Linked DNA regions of Homo sapiens: region 1 is linked to region 2. Evidence: chromatin loops called from intact Hi-C (ENCODE). Cell type or tissue: A673. All regions are shown on one strand. Each heading gives the region's core, and the rest is flanking DNA. Links, peaks and the distances in the headings are about the cores only.

Region 1 (2,924 bases), core at 117-2,616, 220 kb after region 2:
TTATTGAGACACACACAACTGAATAACAAAAGAGCCGTTCTAAAAGTCATCGCTTATGCTTTGACTTGGCATTCAGTGCATCCAAAACCATTCAACAAAAATATTTGTATAGCCTCATCCTCCTCTGCAGATCCATACCTGCCTACTGAACTATTCAGGTAGGGGCCATGTATAATTTGTACTTCCCAACCTCTTTGTTCCTGCTATTCTCATAGTTTGCAATGTCTTTCGGCTTTGCCCTTTCTTTCCTTCCTGACTTTGTCTTTTTTTTTTTTTTTTTTTTTTTTTTTTTGAGACAGAGTCTCACTCTGTTGCCCAGGCTGGAGTGCAGTGGCACAATCTTGGCTCACTGCAACCTCCCACCTCAATGGGCTCAAGCAATCCTCCCACCTCAGCCCCCCGAGCAGCTGGGACTACAGGCATGCGCCACCATGCCCGGCTAATTTTTGTGTTTTTTGGTAGAGAAGGGGTTTCACTATGTTGGCCAGACTGGTCTCAAGCACCTGACCTCAAGTGATCCACCTGCCACGGACTCCCAAAGTGCTGGGATTACAGGAGTGAGCCACTCTGCCCAGCCATAACTGTCTTAGCTATGGAAGTTCTATTCATACGTCAAAGTCAGGCTTGAAAGATTGCTTTCTTTCTCTAGAACTTTCCTCAGCCTCTTGTTTTTCAGACCAAGTTAACTGCCCCCATATCAGTGTTTCCATAGCATTTTTCTCATTTCTTATGGCATTTGCTGTACCTATACTTTATTTTTTTCTCTTTATTCTTGTCTTTCCTACTTGATCGCTAAAACCTTGAAGGCAGGATGATTTTAATATCTACATACACCTTACTGAACACCTTTAATATAATAAGCTATGATATCTGGCAAGTTATTTAGCCTTTTTGTCTCCTTTTTATACTTAGGAATAGTAAAGATGTCTATCACAAAATATTATTATGAGAATTTATTAAATGAAACGTTGAATATAAGTACAACGCCTGGGAGAGCAAATGCTAAAAAAAAATTAGTTATTAGTTTAAAGTAATGACCATATAATGAATATAAGCTTATTTCATGCATCCTTCAAGAAATCTAGCAAAATGTTTTGCATGTAGTAGGCACTCAAATACCGAATTAAATTGATATCTGCAACTATATTCTCTAAACTCTGAAAGCCAAGAGCAAATTTCTTTCAGCAGCAAAATTATTAGGGAATTCTGAAGTTCAAAAATCCTCTTCCAGGGTTGATATACTTTCATAAATTACCTGTATGAAATGTTAAGTTTCAGTAGCATAAACCCAGTCTCTGCTTGATATTGCCTTTCGTGGATAAATAAGTGAAACTTGGGGCCAGAAATCCCAGTTGGATATAAAAGCAAGGCGTAGGTAGAAAAAACACATAGAAGTTTAATATTATAGATCTTCCATCCTCCTACCGTGCTGGTCATTTCTAACTCCAGGCAGGCAGGATTCTAGTCACTGGAAACAGGAAATCGTCACTGACTAGGCAGCAGGGAGCTGGCAGCCAACTTGCGCCCTCTAAAGGAGAGGGAGCTTCACCACACATTTGTGGGCTGCAGAGAAAACCGTCTCTTCTTTATACATCTGTGGATAATGTCACTATATTTGATTTGGCACAAACACACTGAGAAACAAGTATCTTTGGTTGAATTTAGATGTGAGTCTCAGTTTCATATCTACCTGGCAATAATAAATTCTGATATTTACCTTGTAATGGTGTAGCACGTGATTATATACATTAAACCTTAAAATTATCCATCAGAAAGAAATACTGTAAAATCTGAAGAGGCTATATGTAGGTTTTAATCTTATACGGTCTATTAAAGCAGTCAGAATTTTCAAAGCAGTCAGAATTTTCTTTTTTTGTATATATTTTCAAAGCAGTCAGAATTTTCCAACAGTCAGAATTTTCTTTTTGTACATATTAACAAAGCAGTCAGAATTTTCTTTTTTTGTATATATTTATACATTTAATCTCCTTGCCAACTCTAGCTATTTTCTTTATCTTTGTGTAAAATCAATGGAAATAATAATAGTAGCTAAACAAACTTTGGAAGACTAATACTCATTCTCACAGTGAAGGTATACCTCTTTAGGTGAATTTAAGAGAAGCAGTTTGAATAGTAGCTTTTATGAAGATGGAGAGAAGCAGAAGGCTTCCAGTATATCACAGAGAGACGCAAGAAATATTTTTAAACCTCTTCTTTAATAATTCAAACCTAGCCAAAGAAGGTTGTACTCTCTGTTTCTTTGTGGACTCAGAGGTGTTTGGGCATTGGCGTCAAATTGGTTCTTTCCCAAGAGAAGCTTATGAGTGGGGTAAAAAACAAATGGAATCAAATAGAAGGGAGAAAACTATTCTCTTGCATTTATTATAAAAATAAGTGTAACATTATATAGTATACAATACAAAATGATACAAATGAGTTTTAGCACCTGTTAAAGAAAGTTTATGGGAGGCCATTGTTTTGGACCAGCCTCCTGCCCTAGGCCCCAGCAGACCAGATCAAACTAGAATGGAGTCACATATGCTAAGTGCCACCTACTCAAATTGAATTTTGAAACTGCCCAGTTTTCCAAAAAAAACAGGAAAGTCCAGTTGAACTTTGTTAGCATAATAAGGAAGTCCTCTCTGATTTTAACCCCATAAGAGAAGTCACTTTGAAATGATTCATCTGCTTTTTATTCACCATTTCTGCCTTCTTCAGACCTTTCCTGCCTATGAAACCAATTTCCTCGGCTCAGCTCATCTGAACATTTATTTTATTTTATAAAATGATGTGTTGCCTGATTCTAGAACCTCTGAAAACCATTAGATATTTAAACTAAATTTGCTGTTATTTTGCCTTTGACACATCTTAAATGTTTAAATATCTAGAATGAAAAGTGGTAAAATATTTTTAAATGTAAGTAT
Region 2 (2,924 bases), core at 281-2,780:
CAAATAGAAAAAAACCTCCCTAGGGGAATTTGCGATGCCTCTTTTCATCCAACATTACGCGTTTTTTAATAACATAGAAATTGACCCTCCCTGTCTTAAAACCAACTTTCAGGCAAGGGACTGAAACTCACCAGATGACTACATCCAGAAAATGAGATGCCGGGCCCCTCATCCACCTTGATTACTTCCTTACTCCTCCCTAATTGATTTTTTCCCTGCAGGTAGCTACATTCCTTCCCTGATATATAAACCCCCCAACTTTAGTTGGTTGAGGAGACAGATTTGAAACTTATCTCCTGTCTCTTTGGCTGCAGCACCTGAATAAAGTCTTCCCTGGCAATCTTCCTTGTCTTAGTGATTGGCTTTCTTTGTGGCAAGCAAGGAGACCTAGACCAAACCCCCGGCATTTTCGTAACACCAGTTTCTCTAGAAAATATTAGAGTAAGACTGTATAGGCAGCCAAATACAGAAGAAAGTTTAGATAAGACATATGCAAAAGAGTTTGGTCAGATAATGTTTATCTACTAGGGCTTGGATTTTCTTTTCTTTTAGAACAAAGAAAGTGATGAGAAGCAGGAAATAATTTTATTGATTTTTTTTTTTTTTTTTTTTTTTTTGTCCACATTGCAGATACTGCACTTTGTGGGTCAAACAAGGTGATAAAGACATCCCGGAATGTGGCAGTTTGCCAAAAATATACGAAACAAGATACCACAAGCTTCTCTATATAAGAATCCAAGAGACTACATCATTCCTTAAGAAACTAGGATATTTCTAGAGAACACTCTATATTATTTGCATAAATTATTCCAAACTAAAATTATAACACTAAAAGTGCCCTCTTCTAAGCATCATTATTTCTGGAAAGTCTACTGTAGAAAATATTTTAAATAAATACATTAGATAATTCCCATAGTGATGCCCTTGATAGTACTCCAAGATTTGAATTATATATGCTCATTTATTCTTTTTTAAATAATTCAAGAGACAGATCAAAGCTTTACTTTTGTGAGTTTAGAATAATATTTTTTAAACTACATCTCTCAAGCTTTCTATTTTTCATGTGCTCATAAAAACATTTTCATACCGAGCATTTTAAATAAAAAAATAATTAGTTGAAGATCAGCATGATACTTGTAATATTTTGTTGAAAATGTATTCAAGTGTTTTCTTTGAAAATAAAAGCAAAACATAAGTGCAAATTTCACAGAGCTTGATGTACAGAGTAAATCACTTAAGTACAGATATGCTTGTCCTTTGAATAAAGGAGACATGGATATTAGGATGCACGAGAGGCTTGGAAACCTAACACTGAAGCCGGAAGCCCTGTTATTTAGGAGCTGGCAGATGAATAACCATAAGTACGTGACTACACTGCCACCTAGTGGTGCAAAGAATCAGCCTTCCAATAAGGATGCATGACTTACAATTCAGTGGCAATTTTATCAACAAAATTTTTTGTCCGTGAAAGTGCAAAAAAAAAAAAAAAAAAATCACACCAGATGGCTTGAAAGAGCCTAATAAGAGCAGTTATTGCTCTTTTATTGTATATTATTTCTCCAAAGCTTCATGATTCTCATTGATAAAAACCTCAGGTGTCTGCAGAAAGGCTCTGCAAACTCAGCACCCCAGGCAGGTATGAAGGAACACAAGCTTCAAGTGTCTTTGAATAGAAATAGTATTTTCTTACTGCTTGGAAGAAGCCTGTCTTTTGAAAAGTCTGCTTAGGATTTGAATCTCTGTTTTCCTTTTCTAGTTGGAAACCAAAGACAAAAACAAAAAACTCTTGGAGATTGTTCCAAATGCATCTTTCTTGCCCTCAACTGCCAGCCTTCTTAGGAATTAAATAATCCCACTTGTGATCATTCCAGGATTCAAACTTCTAATATTGACATCTCTGTTACAGGCGACAACGATGCCAGATTATGTCTGCAAATTAAGGTCATTTTAAAGGCCTAGGGAAACAGAAAATGCCTGGCAAGGGATCAAATTCTTCTTTGAGAGAGGGTTAGAAGAACCATTGCTATTTACTCATTGTGGATTTGTTTTGCAGGGGCATTGTTATTATCGCAGGCATCAAACCGTAGAGGGGAAAAAGCTGCAAACAAAATATCAAGGGAAATAACGACCATACAAAATAAATAGCAGGCACAAACAAAGTTCACAATGCCTCATGTGAACTTAGGAAAAACGCAGTCATGCATCCCACTTCCTGAATATGTTTTCAGTGGAGCCTTTCTTTCTTCTACAGCAAACAAAATTATTCCCTTCACCAGCAGTTGCCAGATTAGCCAAGAATATAATATTCAAGCTCAGGAAGAGATTACTGATGTGTCTATATTTAAGGGGGAAAGAAACATCTAATCTAAAACTTTGCATGAAATTTCTCCTAGGTAGCATAGTACATATTTTAGCTCTCATTTTTGTTTCCAGACATTGATTGCACTCCACATAAAATCTCTTTAGCCCCCCAGAAAGACACTCTGTTGGAAAGTCCATTTACAGTCATTTAATGCAATACCTAATTTTTCTGGTGAGGTAGCAAAACCACAGAAGAAAAGGGAGCACCGCTAGGCAGAGATGATCTAGAGTCCAATTCTCTTACTCCCTGGCAACTCAATTTTCACTGCATCCTATAGCCTCTCTGTAGAAGTCAAGCGTATTTTACAGTTTTCTAAGGAATGATTGATAACCTCAACAGTCTGAAATTAAACTGCACAGCAGACAGTGGAAGATGGTATTTTAAAGTACCTGGAAGCTTTAGTATTCACTATTACACTACACTATTTTAATAAATAGAAAAGCAATGTTTATTCACTTTAAATTCATGACATCTATGAAGTTAAAGGTTTGCACAGCAATGAACAATTAGTTAAATATCACACATGGAAGCTAAACAGCAATTTGTAGATTCTGTTGCGCAG

What was found. Peaks named below come from ENCODE experiments on the same cell type or tissue, not always from the same donor. Only the 100,000 strongest peaks of a DNase experiment are listed, where the experiment ranks them.
Region 1: it touches region 2 in a loop (8-fold over the local background); 10 of 110 quality-filtered maps call a loop at or near these places.

Annotation. Positions count from the first base shown.
Region 1 is chr4:180,448,176-180,451,099 of GRCh38, reverse strand. All of the region lies in intron 2 of LOC105377567 (a long non-coding RNA gene), which reads right to left. Among named protein-coding and RNA genes, the nearest start is that of LINC00290, 710 kb to the left of the region's middle. In A673, for the core only: a CTCF peak has its summit at 1,536; a DNase peak (open chromatin) is centred at 1,499; H3K4me3 peaks cover 853 bases; H3K27ac peaks cover 429 bases.
Region 2 is chr4:180,663,431-180,666,354 of GRCh38, reverse strand. No RefSeq gene overlaps it. Among named protein-coding and RNA genes, the nearest start is that of LINC00290, 490 kb to the left of the region's middle. In A673, for the core only: a CTCF peak has its summit at 1,395 (motif pointing left); DNase peaks (open chromatin) are centred at 684 and 1,344; H3K4me3 peaks cover 513 bases; H3K27ac peaks cover 1,653 bases.